2 separate regions of the Homo sapiens genome follow, and region 1 is linked to region 2. Evidence: chromatin loops called from intact Hi-C (ENCODE). Cell type or tissue: mammary epithelial cell. All regions are shown on one strand. Each heading gives the region's core, and the rest is flanking DNA. Links, peaks and the distances in the headings are about the cores only. Region 1 overlaps TPST1 (tyrosylprotein sulfotransferase 1). Region 2 overlaps TPST1 (tyrosylprotein sulfotransferase 1).

The links. Hi-C counts contacts between places; a loop is a spot of excess contacts. Peaks named below come from ENCODE experiments on the same cell type or tissue, not always from the same donor. Only the 100,000 strongest peaks of a DNase experiment are listed, where the experiment ranks them.
Region 1: it touches region 2 in a loop (4-fold over the local background); 1 of 110 quality-filtered maps calls a loop at or near these places.

Annotation. Positions count from the first base shown.
Region 1 is chr7:66,243,838-66,256,410 of GRCh38, forward strand. The region is part of intron 2 of TPST1 (tyrosylprotein sulfotransferase 1); the gene reads left to right. Among named protein-coding and RNA genes, the nearest start is that of TPST1, 45 kb to the left of the region's middle. In mammary epithelial cell, for the core only: no CTCF peak of the experiment used is centred there; a DNase peak (open chromatin) is centred at 7,114; H3K27ac peaks cover 2,355 bases.
Region 2 is chr7:66,348,368-66,360,940 of GRCh38, forward strand. TPST1 (tyrosylprotein sulfotransferase 1) reads left to right here. Exons shown (of 6, transcript NM_003596.4): 4 at 4,138-4,188; 5 at 8,458-8,504; 6 at 11,528-12,076. The coding sequence ends at 8,475. Among named protein-coding and RNA genes, the nearest start is that of LINC00174, 46 kb to the right of the region's middle. RefSeq lists an enhancer at 1,211-1,710. In mammary epithelial cell, for the core only: no CTCF peak of the experiment used is centred there; a DNase peak (open chromatin) is centred at 5,364; H3K27ac peaks cover 2,424 bases.

The DNA of each region.
Region 1 (12,573 bases), core at 5,900-8,399, 100 kb before region 2:
CCAAGTTGTAAATATCCCATGTTCATTATAATAAAGAATTTATTGCCCACAGTCAGTCATCCTGTGTGCTTTTCGTTTTATTTAAACATTTTTATTCTGGGAAATTTTTTTTTTTTTTTTTTTTTCTTCGAGACGGAGTCTTGCTCTGTCGCCCAGGCTGGAGTGCAGTGGCATGATCTCGGCTCACTGCGAGCTCGGCCTCCCAGGTTCACGCCATTCTCCTGCCTCAGCCTCCTGAGTAGGTGGGACTATAGGTGCCCCCCACCACGCCCAGCTAATTTTTTTATTTTTATTTTTAGTGGAGACAGGGTTTCGCCATGTTAGCCAGGATGGTCTCGATCTCCTGACCTCGTGATCTGCCTGCCTCGGCCTCCCAAAGTGCTGGGATTACAGGCGTGAGCCACCGCGCCTGGCCGAAAATTGTTTAAAGTAAATATTTTAATACTTAGTTCAGTATTACTTAGTATTACAATACTTAAATATTTAGGCAGCCTTGAAGGTTTGAAGATGTCACCAGATGGCCTAGGGATACTTGTAGAAGCTGTTGAAAATAGAGATATCAGGAGACCTTCACAGTTCTGCCTCTTATCTTGTTAATTTTTGAGAGTTAACCTTTACTTTGCTTAGAAATTTCCAGTTATTTACAGTCAGGGTGGCATCTCTTGCGTCTCTGGGCTGTTCCAGTTACAGAAAAGTCAGAGGCTCCTGCTCAAGTATCTTGAAAAGAAAGCAGAAGTAAAGTTTGAGGCTATTTACGTTGCCCTCTTCTCATGGTTTGTGGAATTTTTTGTGGAATTTTAGTTGTCTCCATCAGGGAACTTTTGGGAAGTTACAAGAGCGTACAGTTACTTCTGTTATTAAACTCATTATGATACCATGAAATTACGTGGAACAAATAAAAGTCAAGTTTGCTAGGTCAAAAGAGCAAATCCAGAAAAGCAGATTAATGTAACAGTGACGCTTAGACAACAAGTACAGGAATCACAACTACAATTCAGAGACGAGTTCTTATCTACACTTAGGGCAGAAAGAGAATATAGCAACTATTAAACACAAATAAATTAGAATGAAAAAGATAATAGTAGTGATAAGTACAAGAGAACAAATAAGAACATGAAAACTGACACCCTACAGCTTCTAATAAGTAAAGCAGACAAAAAATCCTCTAAATCAGATCAAAAGCAAAGAAAGACTGAATAAATGAGTGAAAATAATGTAAAAAGGTTTTTGGAAATGGAGACATTTTTGAGGAAGTAGGAAGAATAATTAGTAATTTATTAAATTCATAACTTTCTTTTTAATATAGAAAGTGAAATTTAGTTTTGTTAAAGAAAAAATTATTCAGTGATACCTGCTAAGGCATGAGGCAGTGTTTATTTAGCACCACTGCAGGAGGTACAGGGACCACTGCAGTCGGGTCTTGCAGTGGGGAATAGAGATTGGACTTAACTCTGAATACAGCATGGGCAAGTGAGAATTTGTAGCCAGAGAGTAAGGTGAGGGTCAGTGGATGGAAAATTACTACGAGGAAACATCAGGGGTCAGGGGCATTCTGGCTAAATTTACCTGATAGGATTCTCACTGAAGACAGGCCGGGGTGATCAGACATCACCTGGAGGGTGGTGGAGGATGAGAAACCCGATCAGATCCTGAGAGTGATTAGATATCAAGGGTAGGAGGTTCTTGCTAAACTGCCTTAGCAGGGTTCTTTGCTAAAACTGGATTTTATAAAGAAGTGCACAGATGGTCCTAGGAGAAGGTTCAGGAGCCTGACTGAAGTTTGGTCACACAAAGAATCTTTGTCAGTTTGGAAACTTAAAATTCTTATGTCTTATGGGATTAACAGAAAGATAACTCAATAGCCACTTGAAATTCTTCTGAAATTTAAGGATAACAAGAATATTTTGAGCAAGTGAAGAGAATGACAGACCATATTCACAAAGATATGAGCATTAATAGCATGGAAAATTAACAGCAGGCAAATTAGGATCACCTGAGCTCTACTAGCTCAGTCTGAAATATCCCAGAAGAATTTTATAAATATTACATGTGGTGTTTTGTTTTTGTTTTTGTTTTCATGAAGCTATCAGAGAACAAGTCTGTTTATTTGTGAAAACTTCTCCTTTGTGAAGGCACTGCCTAAGGATGCTATTGGGCTATTGGGGTTGTGTCTTTTTTGGTTTTTTTTTTGGAGACAGGGTCTTGCTCCATCACCCAGGCTGGAGTATAGTGGCAAGATTGTAGCTCACTGCAGCCTTGAACTCCTGGGTTCAAATGATCTTCCCACCTTAGCTTCCTGTTAGTAGCTGGGATTACAGGTGCATGCCATCATGCCTGGCTAATTTTTTTTTTTTTTTTTTTTTTTTTTTTTGGTGGAGACAGGGTCTCACTATGTGTTACCCAGGCTGGATTCGAACTCCTGGCCTCAAGCAGTCTTCCTGCCATGGCCTCCCAAAGTGCTGGGATTACCGCTGTGAGCTGCCATGCCCAGCCTCCTTTTACAAGCTATATTGAAGAGAGAAGTGACTGAGACATCTTAGCTGGAGAGGAGGAATTGAATAAACAAGGGATACAAGTGACAGAGTAAAATGGGCTGTGAAAGGAAATCAGAGAGCTGATGAAACATTGCATTTCAAAGTGTGTCAGGGAAAGATTGAGAAGAAGCAGAACCAGAACATGAATTAATAAGGCAACATTTGTACTTTTCTTGGAGAATATAGCAATTGGTAGCAAAAATTAGAAGTTGGATATCAGATCATTTATTAGTTTGATTAGATTTCTCTACAAATAGTAGAGATCCAAAATAACAAAGATTTCCAAATAATGACTACTATGTAGAAGGCAGACCAGGGCTGCTTTGTCAGCTTTGCAGTCATCTGGCATTTAGGCTGCTTCCAGCTTTTGTCTCCATCATCCCCAGGATCCAAGTTGGAGCGCCAGTCATTTCATCTACATTCTAAGCAGCACAGCAGGGGTGGATGTGTGTAAAACAAATGGCGTTTAGTATTTTTTGAGGATATTTCTTAGAAGCTTCCAGGTAGTACTTCTTGCTTTTCACTGGCCATAACTGGGGTTCCTTTTACTAAGAAAAATCAATTGGATATTGGGATAGGCAGATAGTAGTCTCTGCTACATTATTGAGCACCTACTATGTGCCAGACACTGTGTTAGCTCCTTGAGATAAAAGGTCTTTGCCTTAAAGGAACATATGATCTAATAGAAGACTTAGATTCATATATAATGCAGGGTTAAGAACTATGGTCACCACTGCTTCTTCATTGGTGAATAATTAAAAACAAACAAAAAGAGGCCAGGCACAGTGGCTCACACCTGTAATCCCAGCACTTTGGGAGGCTGGGGTGGGCAGATCACCTGAGGGCAGTAGTTCAAGACCAGCCTGACCAACATGGTGAAACCCCATCTCTACTAAAAATACAAAAATTAGCCAGGGGTGGTGGCCCATGCCTGTAAACCCAGCTACTCGGGAGGCTGAGGCAGGAGAATCACTTGAACCTGGGAGGTGGAGGTTCCAGTGAGCTGAGGTCGTGCCACTGCACTCCAGCCTGGGTGACAGAGCAAAACTCTGAACAACAACAACAACAACAAAGAACTATGGAAAACCAAGGAGAGGTGCCTAACCCAGTCTGAGGTGTTCAGAGAGGTCATCTTGGGCAATGTGTCATGAAACTGAGCCCTAAAGAAGGGTTTCCTCAAGCTTGGTATGACATTTTAGTCAGATAATTATTTGTTGTGGCAGCCATCCAAGATGATCAACAGATAAAGGGAAGCGCATTTAGTTTTGACTTAGGGAATATTGTGCTCCCTGGGTGACCCATGGTTAAGGCGCTGTAGTTCTTCCTTGACTGTCCAGAATGTCTTTCCTTTTCCTTAGCCAATGAGCCACCCAAGAAATGTTACTCCTGGGAGAAGCCTGTGCCTAACTGTGGTTTACAGAATTCAAAGGGAAGAGGTAGTATGGAGGACTCCTTGTGGCTTCACTCCTGGCCCAACCCAGGGCCTCAAAAGGACCTAAGGAACAACTACGCCCTGTTATGCCTGACCTATGGACCCTACCCTCTTGACCATATAATGGAAGTCAGCTAAGCTTAGTCCCACCTGGACCTAGAACATGGTGTTTGTTTCCCATAGGTGAATATATTTTTGAAAAATATATTTTTGAAAAATAAGTAAAACAAAACCAAATCAGGAAATAATCATTGAGAAGTTACAATATGAACACCTTAACAAAGATGAGTAACAATGTGGTGTTTTTTGCTAGAGAGTTCATTTCCAGGCAGGAAGTAGTGTGAAACAAGGTTTGAGAGAAATGATGCGGACCAGGCTTTGGAGGGCCTTATATTTTAAGCTAAAGATATTGAATTTTAAGCCAGTTGCCTTCAGACTTCTCTTATTAGTGGAGCACCCTTTTTTTCAAGTGAAATCTTGTTCGGAACCTTGGTAGATGATGTACTTGGAAGTGAAGTGGCCCTCCTTTAGGCAGCATTTAATTTTGGTTGGATTTAACAAAGAAAACTGAAGTGAAGCTCATGGAATTGCAAAACTACAATTTTGTTTTTAAAAGAAAAACATTGATTGTAATGTGTAAAATTTACAAAACTGATACACTTTTAATTGGGATTATATTGGTTTATAAAAACATTTAGTGTTTTTTTTTTTTTTTTTTGAGACAGAGTCTCGCACTGTCTTCTGGGCTGGAGTGCAATGGCATGATCTCGGCTCACTGCAACCTCTGCCTCACGAGTTCAAGTGACTCTTCTGCCTCAGCTTCCTGAGTAGCTGGGATTGCAGGTGCGTGCCACCACACCCAGCTAATTTTTTTTTTGTGTGTGTGTTTTTAATAGAGATGGGGTTTCACCATGTTAGCCAGGATGGCCTTGATCTCCTGACCTCATGATCCGCCTGCCTCGGCCTCCCAAAGTGCTGGGATTATAGGCGTGAGCCACCGTGCCTGGCTCAAAACATTTAGTTTTAATAGGCATTTTAGGGTATGTCTTAGTCCATTTGGGCTGCTATAACAAAATACCACAAACTGGGTTCTTACAAACACAGAAGTTGATTTCTCGCAGTTTTGGAGGCTGGGATGTCCAAGATCAGGCACTGATGGATTCAGCATCTAGTAAGGGCCTGCTGTCTGGTTCATAGATGGCACCTTGTGTCCTCACATGGTAAAGGAGGTGAAGAATCTCTCCCTGGCCTCTTTTGTAAGTGCACTAATAAGGACACTTCCCAAGTTCCCATCTCCTAATACAGTCACATTGGTGATTAGGTTTTAACATGAATTTGGGGGGACACAAACATTCAGTCCATAATGAGGTATAAAACTTAGAAGATTCCTGTTTTTTTTAAAAAAATTCTTTTTTTTTTTTAAGATTTAAAATGTAAGCCTAGTTCAGAGTATTTTGCCAAGATGAAGTGTAGGGCAAATTGGATCTTTAAGTAGAGTAACCTATTACATTGATTAACTACTGTCAAAGAAAAGCCAAGCACATCAAGGGAATTATGGTTGGTACCCATCCAGATATTATACATGAATTCATGGTTCCTCCTTGGTCCTTTTCTGAATTACCTGTCTAATGAAGAATTATTTCATTGTTTTTGAAAACATCCTTACATTTCCTCATTGCTGAAAATCATGTTTTCAAACATCAACCATTCATCACAATCACATACAGAACCTTTAAAAGACCTAAAATTTCTGATTCAGGAGGTCTGGGATAGGCCCAAGAACTTGCGCTTCTAACAGGTTTCCCGGTGATGCTAATGTTCCTGGCCTGATTTCACTTTGAGAACCACTGCTTAAAATCATGCTACGTTTTGTTTGCTTCATTTGTGGACTCAGACTTTCTTGCCCCTACAGCCTGGGCTGCAGCCACACTGAAATAATTGTAGCTACAATTATTGCCACACCATTTATTTAATCAGTTCCTTTGAATGTGTTGTTTCCTGTGCCTGCAACACCTTTCTCTCACTTCATTTCTTCATCTGACCAACTCATGGTTGTATTTCAAGATTTAGTTCAGGTTTCCTTTCCCTAAGGAAGATCTCTCCAAGGCCCCCCTCTGTCTGGGATGTACTTCCTATGCTTTCATGAGACACTTGGCAAATGGAAAAGGGTTGATACTTTGAAGCTGGCTAGACTTTGTTTAAAGTCTTTCATTGACACTAACTGGTTTTGTAACATTGCATCAAATACTATCTCTCTCCGTGTCTCCATTTTCTTATCTATAAAACAGGGAAGATGGTGATGATGGTAATGATACCATCCAACATCTACTGAACATTTGTTATGTGCCAGGCAGTATGCTGAGCTCTCTGTGTGCCTTATCTCATTTAGTTTTTATATTTACCCTTTCACACTCACCCATAGGTGCCTTAAACATCTTAATTTTATAGATGAGGGACTTGAGGCTCCCAGAAGTTGAGGAGCTTGTCCTCCGTCCCACAGTTGGAAGATGGTAGAGCCAGGCTGTGGACTCAGGTCTTTGTCTTCATCTATACTTTTAGCTCTTGTTGTATATACTTACAGCATTTATGAAGACAAACTAAAACAGTGTGACAGTGGCTAAGCACACGTTTTAGAGTCAGACAGACATAGGTTCAAATCCTAGCACTGTCCTTTATTGATTATGTGACCTTGAGTGAGTTATTTGGTTTTGTCTAGTCTTGGTTATCTCATCTTTCCTTTAGTTTTCTTATCCTGGAAATGGGAATGATAATATGTTAGATCCCCCTTATCTGCAGATGATATGTTCCAAGACCCCAGTGGATGCCCGAAACCCCACTGATGGTACCGAGCCCTATATATACTATGTTTTTTCCTGTGCATATATACCTGTGGTTAATTTATAAATCAAGCACAGTAAGATTAACAGCAGTAACTAATTATAAAGTAGAACAATTATAACAATATGCCAGTATTACTACTTTTGAGCTTTATGGCCATGATTAAGTTAAACAAGAGTTACTTCAACGTAAGCACTGCGATACTGCTACAGTCCATCTGATAACAGAGGGCTACTAAGTGACTAATGGTGGGTAGTGAGTGTACATTGCATGGACGTGTTGAACAAAGGGATGATTTACATCCCAGTCTAGACAGAGTGAGACAATGTTAGATTTCATCATGCTACTGAGAATGACATGCAATTTAAAACTTATGAGTTGTTTATTTCTGGAGTTTCCCATTTAATGTTTTCAGACCACAGTTGACTGCAGAGAACTACCTGAAACTGTGGATAAAGGCTTACTGAAATAGTATCCATTAAGGATGATAATAATAACTATCCATAGGGTTGTCGTGAGGATTTAGTTAGAATGACTATAAAGCCCTTAGCCAAGTGCCTGGTATATAATGAGAGGTTGAAAATGTTACCTGTTGTCTTTATTATTATAATAATAAGGATGATAATAATACCGATTGCAGATGATGGTAAGTAGTATTTATAGAGTTGTGAGAATTAAATTACTACAAAGCCTTTAGAATAGCACCTGGCACATAGAAATTGTTCAAAGTGGTACTTATTAGTATGTTATTTTTATTGTCGAACGCTTATGCACTGTTCCCCTCCCTCTCCCCATCCCAAAATAATGAGTGTGAAACACCTAGGTTAGTAGCAAGTGCACCACAGGCTTTTGTTAATGTTCTTACACATGCTCCTGTAAGCTTGTTTAGGGCAAAGGTAGTCTTGAAGTCATGAAATGTTTGTCTCAATGAAGCAAAGTAAGCACCCGATTTGAATAGCTCTAGTAGGAAACTAACATGGCAGGTTGGGAATGCTGGCATTACAGTAACAATAATCTCTGAAACTACTTGGAGGTGACCTTTGATATTTCATTGTCATGTTTTCCCTTTTTCCTTTGTTTCTTTGTTTAGTTTGCCTGTTGGTAAACTTTATATAAATGGGATCATGGTCTGTGTTTTTTTCGGTCAGGTTCTTTTTTTTTTTCTCTGGCCTAACATTTTCTTTTGAGATTTACCTGTGTTGTGGTATATAGCTATATCATCAGTTTTAATTGCCAAAATACTATTCTCTGGTATAATATAGATTATTTATACATTTTTACTATTGATGAACATTTGGATTGTTTTTAGTTTGGAGCTAAGGACATTTTTGAAGGTGTTTCCTTCAAGAGTTTCTCTAAGATATACACTTTGGATTAGAATAGCTGGATTATGAGCAGTATGCATATTCCACTTGTTTTTCTTTTTTGTTTTTTGAGATGGAGTCTCGCTCTGTCGCCCAGGCTAGAGTGCAGTGGTGCGATCTCGGCTCACTGCAAGCTCCGCCTCCCGGGTTCACGCCATTCTCCTGCCTCAGCCTCCCAAGTAGCTGGGACTACAGGCGCCTGCCACCACACCCGGCTATTTTTTTGTATTTTTTAGTAGAGACAGGGTTTCACTGTGTTAATCAGGATGGTCTCGATCTCCTGACCTCGTGATCTACCCGCCTCGGCCTCCCAAAGTGCTGGGATTACAGGCTTGAGCCACCGCGCCCAGCCTTTTTTTTTTTTTTTTGAGACGGAGTCTCGCTCTGTCGCCCAGGCTGGAGTGCAGTGGCGCGATCTCTGCCCACTGCAAGCTCACACCATTCTCCTGCCTCAGTCTCCCAAGTAGCAGGGACTGCAGGCGCCCACCACCATGCCCGGCTAATTTTTTGTATTTTTAGTAGAGACGGGGTGTTAGCCAGGATGATCTCGATCTCCTGACCTTGTGATCCGCCCACCTCGGCCTCCCAAAGTGCTGGGATTACAGGCGTGAGCCACCGTGCCCGGCCAGTAGCTTATCTTTTAACTTCCTTTTTAATATCTTTTTTGTCAATGACCTCACTTTAACAGAATTAAGAAAAATAAGAAAAATCTTTTGATGAATTTAAGTTTTAAACTTGTATTTACCAATCTTTTTCTTTAGAATTTTTTGTAAAAAAATTCTTCCATACTCTGAGGTCATAAAAATAGTTTCCCATGTTTTTTCCAAAACTTAAAACAAATTTCTTTTCATGTTAATCTGGAATTTATTAATCAATATGGAATTTATTTTCTTGTGTGAGGTGCAGATTCATTTTCATATTTTTTCTATAAAGATGACCAGTTTCCCGGAACCATCTATGGAAATACAGTCAGTACTTTGGATCCATGGGTTCCACATCCATAGATTCAACTAACCTCAGGTCAAAAACATTCAGGGGGGAAAAATTCCACAGAGTTCCCAAAATTACAACTTGAGCTTGCCATGTGCTGAATACTACATTGAATCTACGTGAATGAAGTGATGTGTGGGCATCGTTAGGTTAGGTATTATAAGTAATCTAGAGATGATTTAAAGTATAAGGGAAGATGTATGTAGGTTATATGTAAATACTGTGCCATTTTATATGAGAGATTTGGGCATCTGTGGATTTTGGCATTTGTGGGGAGTCCAGAAACCTAGGGGATTGTCCTAATGACATGCAGTACCAGCTAGGTTAAACATCAGGTTTCCATGTATGCATTATTCTTTTAGTGAGATCGCTTTCTTTTTTTTTTTTTTTTTTGAGACAGAGTCTCACTCTGTTGCCCACGCTGGAGTGCAGTGGCACGATCTCAGCTCACTGCAACCTCCGCCTCCTGGGTTCAAGCGATTCTCATGCCTCAATTCTCCCGAGTAGCTGGGACTACAGGCGTGTGCCACCATGCCTGGCTAATTTTTTGTATTTTTAGTAGAGACGGGATTTCACCGTGTTAACCAGGATGGTCTCTCTCTCCTGACCTTGTGATCCGCCCACCCTGGCCTCCCAAAGTGCTGGGATTACAGGCATGAGCCACTGCACCCAGTCAAGAAATCCTTCTTCACTTAGTCTATCCTAATGCCATATACCACTCTATTTTAATTACTGCAGTTTTAGAAAATGTCTTCGAGTTAGCCAGGCGCGGTGGCTTATGCCTATAATCCCAGCACTTTGGGAGGCTGAGGTGGGCGGATCACTTGAGGTAAGGAGTTATACCCCAGCCTGGCCAACACGGTGAAACGCCATCATTACCAAAAAATAAAAATTAGCTGGGCATGGTAGCGGGCACCTTTAGTCCCAGGGAATGGAGGCAGAAGTTGCAGTGATCCAAGATTGTACCACTGCACTCCAGCCTGGTTGACAGAGTGAGACTCTGTTTCAAAAAAAAAAAAAAAAAAGAAAGAAAGAAAATGGCTTAGAATCTAATAGGGTAATCTCCCTGCTTAGTTCTTCTCTAGGAATGTCTAGGCTGTTTTTAAACCCTTTGGTCCTCCGTATATATTTTAAAATCAACTTGCCTGATTTCATGAAAAATCAGACTAAATTTACATTGAACCTGTAGGTAATTTGGGGGAGGATTGCCATTCTTAAAATATTAAGCCATTCTATCCATAATACAGTGGGCCTCTCCTTTTATTTAGGTCGTCTACAATATCCTTTGATGGTATTGTATTTTATAATGTTCTTCATAAAAGTATTGTACTTTATTTGATAAGTTTATTATTCAGTACCTTCTTTTCATTGGTAATGTAAATATGTGTATTGTTTTTATTTATTTAAGTTATTCATTTATTCTTTTGGGATGGAGTCTCACTGTGTTGCCCAGGGTAGAGTGCAGTGGTGCGATCTCAGCTCACTGCAACCTCCGCCTCCCGGATTCAGGAGATTCTCCTGCCTCAGCCTCCCGAGTCGCTGGGATTGCAAGTGTGAGCCACCAAGCCTGGCTAATTTTTGTATTTTTAGTAGAGACAGGGTTTTGCCATGTTTTCCAGGCTGGTCTCAAACTACTGAACTCAGGTGATGCACTCGCCTCAGCCTCCCAAAGCGTTGGGATTATAGGCACAAGCCACCATGCCCAGCCAGATATGTGTATTGTTTTTAAATGTTCTTTTAGTTGCTGGTGTATATAATTGTAAATGACTTTTGTATATCTATATCCCGCAGCTTTCCTAATGTTTTGTGGTTTTGCCTAGGCTAGGACTTCTAATAGTAGTAAGCAACCTTATTTTAAAACAGTTGTTGTTGCCAGGCGTGGTGGCTCACGCCTGTAATCCCAGCACTTTGGGAGGCCAAGGCGGGTGGATCACTAGGTCAGGAGATCGAGACCATCCTGGCTAACATGGTGAAACCCCGTCTCTACTAAAAATACAAAAAATTAGCCGGGCGTGGTGGCGGGCGCCTGTAGTCCCAGCTACTCGGGAGGCTGAGGCAGGAGAATGGAGTGAACCCAGGAGGCGGAGCTTGCAGTGAGCGGAGATCATGCCATGCACTCCAGCCTGGGTGACAGAGCGAGACAACGTCTCAAAAAAAAAAAAAAAAAAAAAGTTGTTTTTAAGTGGGGACAGTTTGTTCCCTAGGGGACATTTGGCAATGTCTGGAGACTTTTTGGTCATCACAGTTGGGGAAGTGGAGGTGATACTGCTGGCCTCAAATAGAAAGAGGCCAGGGTGTTGCTAAACATCCTGCAATTATAGGACAGCTACTACAACAAAGAATTTATTCAGCCCCAAATGTCAGCTGTGCCAAGGTTGAGAAACTGTATTTTAAAGGGAATGCCTTAAACAATATTTTATTATTATGCAGAATTCCAAACACAAAAATAAATTGGTAAACAGAATTCCCAATACCAACAGTTAACTATTGTAGGCCAGTATTTAACTCCTTTCCTTCCCCCAACTTCTGCTGAATTATTTTAAAACAAATACAAGATATCACATCATTCCATCTGTAAATACTTCTCTGTGTGTCACTAAAGTAGAGGTTCCCAAATTATGGTTTCAGAATACCCAAAAAATCCTTCAGACCCTCCCAGAAGATCTCCAAGGCTAAAACTATTTTCACAATGGTACTAAGATGTTATTTGAATTTTCATTCTGTTGACATTTGTGCTGATAGTGCAAAAGAGTTGAAAATTGTGGATGCCTTAGCACAAATCAAGGCTCTGGCACCAAACTGTACTTAGTGGTCATTGTACTTTTAGTACTGTCAAATTCTCTTCTGCTTAAAAAAAAAACCAACTAGATTTAAGTAAGAATGTGATTCATGAAGCAGTACAGTTTTTTTTAGTCTTCTACCTAATGGTTTTAGTGATCATTGATGAATCATTGCCCAGACCTACTATTTTATTAAGTCTGGCCAAATGGTGGTAGTCTAATTTAAAATTTCCTTCTGTATTCATTAATGATATTTTTCTATAAAGAAGACTGTGCTTATACCAACTGTTTAGTTACTCCTAAATATCCTTTGTGTAGGAAATGGAGGAAAATGATTTATTTATTTTTTCCCAGAACAGAGTTCACTCTAAAGGGAATATGTTTAATGAATTTTGTTGTATTTATTTTAATGTACATTATTGGTATATGCTGTTAGTTTTCTTTCTCTTTGTTGATATCTTTTATCAAGTTAAAGAATTTCTCTTCTATTTCTAGTTCACTAAGAGTTTTCAAAGTTAATGGATATTGTATTCATTTTCCATTGCTGTGTAGTAAGTTACCCCAGAATTTAGTGGCTGAAAACAACAAACATAAAAGTTTCTGTGTGTCAGGAATATGGACACAGCATAGCTGGA
Region 2 (12,573 bases), core at 4,172-6,671:
TTGCTTCATCTGTTAAAAGAGAATAATACCTCCTCAGGAGATTGTGTGATTGATGAGGAGGCACTTACTTAATACCAACCTGATGCACAGAAAATAGTAAAGTTTAGCGATTTTTTTTATTATTTTAATTTCCAATTTGCCCTTCAAATCAGAAGCTTAGTTTTGTCTTATTCTTCAGTGCTTGAGGTGGGAGGGTTTGTAGAAACATTTGGCTTCTGAATACCTAGCTCATTGCTGTCAAGCAGAATCCTCCATCTTTTAGTGCCTGAAAATATTCAGATGTCCAGAAACATTAACCAAAGGAAATTCCATTTCTAGCTCTGCTGTTTGTATAGGCAATGTAGTGGGTCAGTTTTCTGCACTGTGTAGAAATTGCTTTGTCAGTGGAAAATGTTATTTTCGTCGGTTTTACAGTTCCTAACTTTTGAGGCATTTGTTCCCTGGAGGATACTAAAAGAAGGAAATCTTCAGACAGCTGCCCACTGAATTTTTGCGTGAGCCTTTATTTGATATTTTACCCAGACCCCTTTTGGTTTTTTATTACAGTAACATCGCATACCTAGGTTTTTTTTTTCTTCTTCATATAAGCCTTACCTATCTGGAACTGTCAGTACTAGGAAGGTACTTATAGTGTTGAATGTTCCCACTCATATTTCCTGTTATGCCTTATGCTTTTTATAACAAGCCAAAAAGAGGAAGAAAGATTTCACCATAGATTTGCTAAAGGCAATGTGGGATGCAATGAGTGTGGTTTAATGGAAGAGCCCTGGGGTGCGGCCTCTGAGCCTTGCTCTGCCACTGACACCTGTATGACTGCCTGGGCTTGAGTTAAACGTTCTGCATAAATTCTAGCAGAAGAGGCTAGCTCAAAGAGGAGATTCAGTGTCTGAATGTCTGAGAGAGTGTGAAAATAAGAAAAGTTGGCTGGGCGCCGTGGCTCACACCTGTAATGCAGCACTTTGGGAGGCCGAGGCAGGCGGATCACCTGAGGTCAGGAGTTCAAGACCAGCCTGACCAACATGGAGAAACCCTGTCTCTATTAAAAATTCAAAAAAGTAGCCAGGCGTGGTGGTGCATGCCTGTAATCCCAGCTACTCAGGAAGCTGAGGCAGGAGAAGTGCTTGAACCTGGGAGGCAGAGGTTGTGGTGAGCCAAGATTGCGCCATTGCACTCCAGCCTGGGTGACAGAGCGAAACTCCGTCTCAAAACAACAACAACAACAACAACAAAGTCAAGTCACTTGAGACCTCAACCCACTGACAAGAGAAGAGGGACTGGGGCAGACCCAACCTGAACTGGTTCTGTAAAGCAGCCACGGCACAGACCAGAGTGGACTGTGGGCCTGAGCAGTGTATGCCCCTGGGGCCTGGAAAGTAGGGGCTGGGACTTCATTTCTTGAATAGAGGGAGAAGGAAAGACACTTGAGAATCTGGTAAAAACAAAAACAACAACAACAAAAAACCCAAAACAAATAAAACATTCTAGTAGCTTCAGCCCCTCCACTGGGCATGGTGTCTTCTTGACCCACAGACAATAGGCAGGCAAAGTAGATGGAAGCAAGTGCTAACATGATACACAGCTCCCAGGGCTTAGACACTTCCCACCTCAGCAAGCTGGACCCATCCAAGCTGTGGTGTCAGGGTAGAACAAATGATTCTTTTTTTCGAGATGGAGTTTCGCTCTTGTTGCCCAGTCTGGAGTGCAATGCTGAGATCAGCTCACTGCAGCCTCCGCCTCCCAGGTTTGAGCAATTCACCTGCCTCAGCCTCCTGAGTAGCTGGGATTACAGGCGCCTGCCAACACGCTCAGCTAATTTTTTGTATTTTAAGTAGAGATGGGGTTTCACCATGTTGGCCAGGCTGGTCTCGAACTCCTGACCTCAGGTGATCTGCCCGCCTTCGCCTCCCAAAATGCTGGGATTACAGGCATGAGCTACCGCGCCCAGCCGAACAAATGATTCTTATATGTAGATTCTTTAGGGAGCAGCTAAGCCAGCCCCCATTGACTGGGGGAGATGATGGTAGCTTTGAGACACTCCTAGCAGCTGCAGTTTTGTTATCCTGCACCCTGTTCACTTTCCAGGGCCATGCACCTCCACGGAAATACCTTATCTATAAGCCTTGTGTCTCTACTTCAGTTTAGGTCTCCTAGACTGTAACGGAGAACAAAAAAAAAAAATAGACCAAGTTTTAGGCATTGCAGGAAAAAAAAGTGTGTTCATTCTCTGAGCCTCCGAAGTAATGCAGCTATATTTATAAGTGGATCAGTAAAAGGAGAAACTTCTTTAGGTTTTTAGACCTGGGATTCAGCATTGAGATTTTCTGTGCTCTGAAGGACTATCCAGTAACTGTCCTTCCAATAACTTTCCTTAGTTTCTTGTTACAATCGCGATTCCGGTGGTTATCAAACTTCTTCCTAGTGGATTGCTTTTCCACTCTTCATTGACATTACTTGTTCCCAAGTTTTTTTTTGCTGTTGCAAAGTGTTGAAATAAACATCTTTGTACTTAAATGATATATGTGTAACAGTAAATTTTTAACATTAAACCACTGACTTAATTCATTTATTGAATTTTGTTGTAGTATATCACACATACAGTATACCAATCATTTATCAATAACTGATGTGTTCACAAAATGAACACATGCTCATAATCACTACTGATATCAAGACAGAAAATTACCAGCACCCTGGAAGCCTCTCTCAGCTTCTCTCTCTCAATCACTACCACCTCCTTCCTACCCAGGGCAAACAGTATCCTGATTTCTAAGATCATTGATTTGTTTTACCTACTTAGTAGCTTTAAATTTTTTAAATGAAGATGTAGTATATTATTCTTTGGAATCTGGCTCCCCACCTCCTCATCATTATGTTGAGATTCATCTGTGTTGTTGCTAATGTAGCAGAGTTCATTTTTTTGTTACTGTATAGTGTATCATTATATGCGTAGATCACGTTTTTTAATTTATTCTTTCTCATTGCACTGTTCTGCAATGCCACCTTGCCGTAAACCAGGCATCTGCATCTGAGGGGCTGTTTCTGGACCTGTCATTCTGTTTCATCGATATATTTATCTATCCTTGTGCCAAAACCCTACTGTCTTACTTATGGCTATATCATTAACTTAGCTAATGTTTAGAGCTATGTAATGTAGATAATTGTAGCTGTATAATAGTAATGTATCGATATCTGGTAGAATAAGTTCTTCTACTTTGTTATTCTTTTAAAACTACCTTGACTATTCTTGGCCCTGTGTATTTCCATATAACTTTTACAATCAAGTTGAAATTACTCCCTCCCCTCCAAAAAAAAAAAAAAAGCATGCTAGAATTTTGATTGGGAATTCTTTGAGGAGAATGGCTATCTTTATTATATTAAATCTTCCTGTCCCTGAAAGTGGTATGTCTGTTTATGTGGGTCTTTAATTTCTCTCAATAGTGTTTTATAGTTTTCTGTGTTAAGGTTTTATATATCTTTTATTGATTTACTCTTACATATTCAGTGGGCTTTTAAATGTAATAAATGGTATTTATCACAAATTTATCATAAAGATTCCTAATTATTGCATGTATTAGAAACATTTTTATATATTAAAGCATAGGTTTTTAATTATAAGATTTTATGAGATTTACGGTTTATATCATTTTAAGAATCACTTAATATTCAAATTCAAATCACCATGAGAATTCTGGGTAAATTGAGAAAAGTAAAGTTGGATTAAATCCAGGGTTGTATCCTTGGAGAATTCAAAAGGAACCAGGAAGAGCTTGTTCCTAAACTGCGTGAGTTCTGTGTTGGTTGCTTGAGAGAGATTGCCTAGGGCTTGCTTCCTCTCTCAGCTAAAGTGATTGGGATTTGGCAGTCAGGGTGCTTTTGTTTTTAGGGTACCCTGAGCCCTCTCCTAGCCAGCCCACATTTGTGAGCACTCGGTAAACACAGAGCAGGAGGGAATTACAGTGAATGGGGATTTCCCTCAGTGCTGCCCACTGGCTGCTCTTGAACTGACAGGCTTCTTTCTCATTCTAAACTCACCAGCAGTGGAGCAGTAAACCCGGCCACGGTCAGGCATGGCACATGTCCTGCAATGATGGGGACTGGACCTGTTGCCTTAAACTCACGCCTGCTTTGTTTTTCCAGGTCTATAAGGGAGAATTCCAACTACCTGACTTTCTTAAAGAAAAACCACAGGTACTGTGTCTGCTTTTTCCTCCTGATGTATACTAGATTGGCTCTTGCATTGAAGTAATATTTTTAAAGAGATAATGAAATTAAAAAGACAGAAACAAGAAAACCAAAAAGAAAAGAAGAAAAGGGATAGTGATATGTGCTGGGGAAGAAAGATCAGCGTCTGGGACTTGTTGATTTTAACAATAATTTAACACAGTCTTAATTTCAGAGAGCTCAGTGTCTCCCAAAACCAGGGAAATACTTTATTGATAACCAAATTCTGATTGCTTGAGGTCCTGCACAAGCCGCCCAGTGGGTAAAGCTGCTCCAGCGTTCCAGTGCCTAATTTGAAATAAAAATGTTCAGCGACCCTCTCTGTTCCTACTCTGTGTACTGTACATCCTTGCCCCTTTGACTTTTCTCATTTGGAGCCCAGATGACTTATATATACACATAGTCACTGGCCCCTGGGAAGGACAGTGAGAGTTTGAAGGATTAAAGCCAGCATGGTGGCTCATGCCTGTAATCCCAGCAATTTGTGAGACCGAGGTTGGCAGATCACTTGAAGTCGGGAGTTCAAGACCAGCATGGCCAACATGGTGAAACCTCATCTCTACTGAAAATATAAAAATTAGCCGAGTATTGCAGAATTTGCCTGTAATCCCAGCTACTTGGGAGGCTGAGGGAGAATCACATGAACCGGGAGGTGGAGGTTGCTGAGCCAAGATTACACCACTGCACTACAGCCTGTGTGACAGAACAAGACTGCCTCAAAAAAAGAAAAAATTAGCTAGGCATGGTGGCGAGGCCTCTGGTCCCAGCTACTTGGGAGGCTGAGGCAGGAGGATCGCTTGAGCCCATGAGGTGGAGGTTGCCATGAGTTTAGATTGTGCCACTGCACTCCAGCCTGGGTGACAGAGTGAGACCCTGTCTCAAAAATAAAAAAAATTAAGCAGATTCAGAGTTTTCCCTGTAACGTCTTCTCTCACTGACTTGCATTCCAATCCTGTTTCCTGGGTTGGAAAGAAACAGGGAGTCTCACGGCTGACATGCCTAGAGGAGCCCGGCATCCTGCCTCTGGGCATCACTGTCATGCCCATATGGAAGTCAGAAAAAATGGACACTCATGGCCTGAGTGCAGCCGACTTCCCTTTCCAGCAAGGCGATGATGCATGTTGCCTCCAGGCTGCTGCTGTCAGTGATTAGCTTGTCAATAGGAAGAGGAGACTCAGTTTTGAACTCAGTTTCTGAAAGCGTTCCAGATAGAGGTTGGTGAAGCAACAGCACCTCAGAGACTTGTGTGAAGTCCAGTTGCCTGATGCAAGCCTGGAGTAAATGGGCTGCCCTCTCTGAGGGAAGCCATGTCTCACACCAGAGTTGAAGCCTCTTCCTTCCTGACCCTTTTCTGAAAACACTTAGCCGCCAGTAATTGATACATATGACTTGAGTGTTTCAAAGTACTTTCAAGGCATATTCTTATTCACATATATTTACTATTCATCCATTCATTCACTTATTCACCAATTGTTTACCCAGTGTCTACTATGGTGAGGAATTAGAGTAAGTCCTCAGGAGTCACGGGGGAAAGAAAGACCTCAAGGAGCTCCTGATTTATCCAGAAGAATCCGACCACCTCGTGCAGACAAGGGGACACAGAGCTCTGGGCCCAGGCTGGGCATGATGTCCCAGAAACCTGGGCAGATTCATGAACAGACTGACACCGGCTGTGGAAATTGGAGCCAGAGAATATTCCAAGAGGCTGTCTTGAAGGAATATAAAATCCAAAAGCGCCCAGGTGCGGTGGTTCACGCCTGTAATCCCAGCACTTTGGGAGGCCCAGGTGGGTGGATTGCCTGAGGTCAGGAGTTCAAGATCTGTTTAGCCAACACAGTGACACCCCGTCTCTACTAAAAATATAAAATAATTAGCAAGACTTGGTGGTGTGCGCCTGTAATCCCAGCCTGGGTGACAGAGCGAGAGTCTGTCTCAAAAAAAAAAAAAAAAAAAAAAAAAAAAATTCCAAAAGCCGGTTTGCATAACAAATCTGAAGAAGTCAAGAAAAGGTATTTGAGACTAAAACTAAAGGGACACTCCTGCTTCACAACATACCTAAAAATATTTCCAAATGGATTGCACACCTAAATGTGAAAGGCAAAATAATGAAAGTTGTTAGAGGATATAGAAGAGCCAGGCATGAGGCTCACGCTTGTAATCCCAGCACTTTGGGAGGCAGGCAGATTGCTTGAGTCCAGGCATTCAAAACCAGCCTGGGAAACATAGCCAAACCTCATCTCTACTAAAAATACAAAAAATTAGCTGGGTGTGGTGCATGCCTGTAGTCCCAGCTACTTGGGAGGCTGAGGTGGGAGGATCACCTGAGCCCCAGAGGTTGAAGCTGCAATGAGCCGAGATCACACCACTGCACTGCAGCCTGGGCAGTCAATCCTGTCTCATAAAAACGAAGAAGATAATAGAGGAACCATCTTTATGACCATAAGAGGACAGGATTTCTTAAGCCCTAAAAAGTACTGATTATTAATTTAAAGGTAGATAATATGAACTACATTATAATTGAGGATGTTTATGTAATAAAAATCATGAGAGTAAAATAGTGAGCCTAAGTAGGAGAATATATTTGAAACAAAGGACTTATCTGGAGCCGAGTGCAGTGACTCACACCTGTAATCCCAGCACTTTGGGAGGCCAAGGCGGCTGGATCACGAGGGCAGGAGTTTTAGACCAGCCTGGCCAACATAGTGAAACCCCATCTCTACTAAAAATACAAAAAAAAAAATTAGCTGGGCGTGTTGGGCACCTGTAATCCCAGCTACTTGGGAGGGTGAGGCAGGACAATCGCTTGAACTCAGGAGGCAGAGGTTGAAGTGAGCTGAGAACGTGCCACTGCACTCCAGCCTGGGAAAGATTGCGAGACTCCCTCTCAAAAAAAAAAACAAAAAACAAACAAACAAAAAACTCATCTGTGGAATATAGATCATCATCGTAAGGGAATTTTTTTTTAAATTGGGCAAAAAGCCTGGACAACATAGCAAGACCCTATCTCTATCAAAAAATTAGCTGGGCAGGGCCAGGCGTGGTGGCTCCCACCTGTAATCCCAGCACTTTGGGAGGCTGAGGCGGGCAGATCACTTGAGATTAGGAGTTCAAGACCAGCCTGGCAAACATGGCAAAACTCCATCTCTAAAAACAAGTACCAAAAAAAATTAGCTGGGTGTGGTGGCACACACCTATAATCCCAGCTGCTCCTGAGGCTGAGGCAGGAGAATTGCTTGAACTCAGGAGGCAGAGGTTGCAGTGAACCGAGATTGCGCCACTGCATTCCAACCTGGGTGACAGAGCAAGACTCCATCAAAAAAAAAAAAAAAAAAAAAAAGGCTGAGCGTGGTGGCATACTTGGGAAGCTGAGGCAGGATGATCTGTTAAGCCCAGACAGCTGTGATTGTGCCACTGCACTACAGCCTGGGTTACAGAGGGAAACCTTGTCTATTAAAAAAAGAAACAATCATGCAGAAGTGTGCACACAGAGACACACACACGTAGAAAAGGGCCCATAAGGTCTTCAGTTTAACTTCTAATGAAAATCAGCAGAAACTCATAGAACCTTCAGATTGAATAATTAGCTAGAATGGTTCATAAAACTCGGTAAAGTGTAGTACTTAACAATGACAGTTTTATAAAGGATGCAGATCAGGACCAGCCATAAGATAGAAGTGGGCCCAGGAGGGTCCTGAATGCAGAGCTTCTGTGCCTCCTCCCTATGAAAGCAGGGCACGTCACCCTCCCGGCACACCCATGTGTTCACCAACCGGGAAGTGCCACTGAACTTCCACACCCAGCATTTTTATTGGGGTTTATTTATGCAGGCAAGATTGATCAAATCGTTGGTCATGTGTTAGAACTCAATCTCCAGCCAACCTCCCCTCCCCAGAGTTGACGTGGGCTCCAAGCCCCAGCCCCTGATCCCATGGTTGGTCTTTGTGGTGAGCAGCCCCATCCTGAATCATCTCATAACATAAATCCAGATGTGATCCAAGGGCATCAGAAATAACAAAGACACTCTTGTTACCCAGGAAATTCCAAGGATTCGGCATTTCCCTCCCAGGAACCAGGGGGAAAGGCCAGTCAGATTCTTGAGCATACCACAGTAGTGCACTGAGTTCATCTGAAAGTGAACAGAGCCTGCGGGCCACCCCTCATGTTTCAGTGGGGACGGTCACTTCTCATGCTGACCAACTTCAAGGACATTAAAACATCTTTTCTTTCCTTCAACAGACTGAGCAAGTGGAGTAGCAGAACCAGGAGCCTCTTCCATACATGAGGTGAGGGTTGGGGGACATTGCCAGGTCTTTCTGTTTCCCACTCGGGCTCTTGCAGGGGGCTGGGTGGCCAAGGTGGAGAGCACAGCTCTGGAGTCCGTCTGCCAGGGTTGGAATCCTGCCTCTTCACTTTCTGTGTGGAAGCAAGCACATTACTTCACCTCTCTGTGTCTTCATTTATTCATCTATGAAATGAGGATAATATTAACAAGAGCATGGTGGTGAGAATTAATCATCATCCAAGAGCCTGGCTCATAATAAGCGCACAATAGTATTGTTATTTTCATTATGAACCATGAAATATTTCAGCTGAAAGGGACCTGGAGGCCATCAAGCCCAACTCCCTGTTTACTGATAAGGAAGCTGGTCCCAGAGGGAGCAGGTCGTTTGTCAGGACCATAGTCCATAGGCAAGGAAACCCAGAACTCAAGAGTGGCTGTTTACTTCTGGTTACCTGTTCAGCCAGGGCCCCAGCCACCCATCCCCACCTCCAGTGGCTTTCTTCGTGTGCTGGACTTGCAGATGTTTTTGCCCTACTGCAATTTTTGTTTGTTTGTTTGTTTCTTGGTTGGTTTTTCAAGTTTGCCCTTGCTTGTTTTAATGTATTATGGATGGCTTATGTGAGTAACCTATATTGTCTCATTGGACTAAGTGCTACATTGTAGACAAGGCCAGCCTTGCCTTCTCAGCCCTTTTTCTATCTGAGTATGTGGCCCTCATCAGGCACATGTCCAGGGACACCAGCTCATGAGTGGCAAAGCTGGTTTCTCAGCCCAGATCTCCAGGTGCAGCTGCTCAGAGTTCATACCCTTGTCCCAGACTTTCAGTCTCTGCTTATCCACCCAAACTTTCTTAAGATCAGTTTTGCTCCAAATGATGTGGCAAAGCCTTTGATCAGTTGTAACTTGAACAGCCTTTTCAAAAAATCTGATATTGGCTGGGCATGGTGGCTCATGCCTGTAATCCCAGCACTTTGGGAGGCCAAGGTGGGCAGATCACAAGGTCAGGAGTTCGAGACCAGCCTGGCCAACATAGTGAAACCTCGTCTCTACTAAAAATACAAAAATTAGCTGGGTGTGGTGGCAGGGACCTGTAATCCCAGCTACTTGGGAGGCTGAGGCAGGAGAATCACTTGAACCCAAGAGGTGGATGTTACAGTAAGCCGAAATCGTGCCATTGCACTCCAGCCTGGGTGACAAGAGAGAGACTTCGTCTCAAAAAAAAAAAATTGGCTGGGCGTGGTGGTGGGCACTTATAGTCCCAGCTACTCGGGAGGCTGAAGGAAGAGAATTGCTTGAAGCCAGGAGGCAGAGAGGTTGCAGTGAGCCGAGATTGCAGCACTGCACTCTAGCCTGGGTGACAGAGCGAGACTTCGTCTCAAAAATAAATAAATAAATAAATAAAAATAAAATCTGATATTGATAGTGATTTTTTCTCATAGTTTACTTGCTGACCTTTGTTTTTTTTTTTTATATAATGTTTTTATTTTTACTTTATATAATGATGTATTGTGCATACTCCATACCAGGCATAAAATACCAAGGATTTTATTTGCATATATATAAGATGATATATATATAACAGATACGCTAAATTATATATACATCTATATATAAAATTGTATTCAGTTCTCAAACCACTCTGGCAAGCTGGTAGTATTCCTGTTTTGCTAGTGAGAAAACAGGTTGAATGTGACTTGCGGTGCGTTGATGGATTATAGACATAAGAAGCACATGGACGCTGGTCCGTCATGTCAAAATCCCAGATGGCAGCAAGCTGCTAATATTGACAGGTTCTAGGATTCAGGTTTCCTTTTTGCTGAGGAGCAAATGCTGAATGTTAGTCTTATGCCCTGTGGGTCTGCATATTTAACAGCAGTTATCAGGCCTTGGCTAATTTTGTTTATACAAAATGCTTTCAAACTTCATAGGTAATCTCCCTGCCCGCCCCACCAAACACACACAAGGCCTCATTTCTTTACCAGCGTGTTGTAGGATGGACCGCATCAGCAGTTGCCTCTGCAGCATTTCACCCTGGCTTGTGTGTGGAGGTTGGGAGGGGCCAACCTGTGCTGAGGAGGACTCAGGAGAACTGGGGACACAGCAAAGCCCTTAGGATGGATACTATCTTTCTTATCTTTTGGGTCCCTTTGGCATTTCAATAACAGTATCTGTGTTCTCTGGAGCTTCCTTTAAAGAACCTTAGGATCCATTTCTTCACGTGAGGAGGAATCAGGGTGCTGACCCCTGGACACTTAAAGAACCTTAGGACCCATTTCTTCACATGAGGAGGAATCAGGGTGCTGACCCCTGGGACACTTAAAGAACCTTAGGACCCATTTCTTCACATGAGGAGGAATCAGGGTCTTGACCCCTGGACACTTAACCTTAGGACCCATTTCTTCACATGAGGAGGAATCAGGGTGCTGCCCCCTGGACACTTAAAGAACCTTAGGACCCATTTCTTCACATGAGGAATCAGGGTGCTGCCCCCTGGACACTTAAAGAACCTTAGGACCCATTTCTTCACATGAGGAGGAATCAGGGTGCTGCCCCCTGGACACTTGAAGAACCTTAGGACCCATTTCTTCACATAAGGAGGAATCAGGGTCTTGACCCCTGGACACTTTAAGAACCTTAGGACCCATTTCTTCACACGAGGAATCATGGTGCTGACCCCTGGACATCTGGTGCCCCTGACAGTGCCCCCACAGTAGCAACAATAGCAGATGACAGTCAGTTATTTAGAAATGGGCAGGAGCAGCCCTGGTTTTGGCCATCTGCTTGCTTTGCACCCAGCAGCTACTTGCATGCATCTGAAAGCACCAGAGTGAGGGTGTGTGTGCCTCCCAGGCAGTCTTCCTGAGGCAGCTGTTCTCAACATCCATCCTCCTGGCCCCTGATCTGCAGGAACCTCCCCAACCGCCTGGCTTGTCTAGGCCTGTAGCTGGGAAGGAAGAGACGAAGACACAGGGAGAACACACCGGGACTCCACACCTGTAACCACATTCTGTTTGTTCGCCCTAGGAAAGATTGCTGCCTTTTCAGCAGAAGGGAAATTCCTAGGATTGGCTGTCCCCTGCCAAGCTTGGTGGAGCGTCTGCACCTTGGCTGCGCCGCCTGTGCATTTGCCAGTTTCCTCCCACTGAGAGGATGGAGGTGTCCGCACAGCTTTGGGCCTCGTGAGGGATCTGCCTCCTGAGCAAAGAGCTCTTGATCCCGATTTCATGCACAGCCCTGCAGTAAGGAGCCCAGAAGGAACATGTGTTTCCTGTTAAAACTCCTCTTGTTCTCTTTTCTTACATTATGACGTTTGTTTTCAAGGAGAGGGTTTAAAAATGGGATCCTGTAAGCAGACTTGGGCAGTCTCCTTTTGAAATAGGTTGTCTGTACATGTTCTAATGTTTTGTAGAACACGTGTGCCTGTTTAAGTGTATTGATGTGAATAATATTAAATATCCTAATTATTTAATTCATTGTATTGTTTCTGAGAAGTTGGGAAATTACCATTATACATTTACAACCTAATGACTTTTGTATTTTATTTTTCAAAATAAAAGCTTTCAATGTGAAGCATTCTGGTAGTTACATGTTTTCATTAATGTGATTTCAGAGAAGCACAGACCTTATCAGATGCTGATGTGATAAACCAAAGTTTCCTTGGTTGGCTGTATTGTAGATACTCCCCTGGAGCCATCACCTTTTTTTGGAGGGGGGTGGTGGGTAGAGGCAGGGTCTCGCTACATTCCCCAGCCTGGGCTCAAACGATCCTTCTGCCTCAGCCTCCCAAAGTACTAAAATTACAGGTGTGAGCCACGGTGCTTGGCCTGCATTATCATTTTGTAGTGAAGTTTTCTTTTTATTTCAAGAGAGAACCTATTGCCATCCACTTTGAGAATCCTGTTCTATTTCATGCTTGCAGACTGTATTTAAGGACATGGAAGTTACTATTTCCACTTGTTTTCTAGAAGCCTTTGTTATGAAACCCAGGATGTCCAGATAGTAGTAATAATTCCCATATTGAGTGTGTTCACATATGTGCCAGCCATGAAAAGGGTATATAACATGTTATC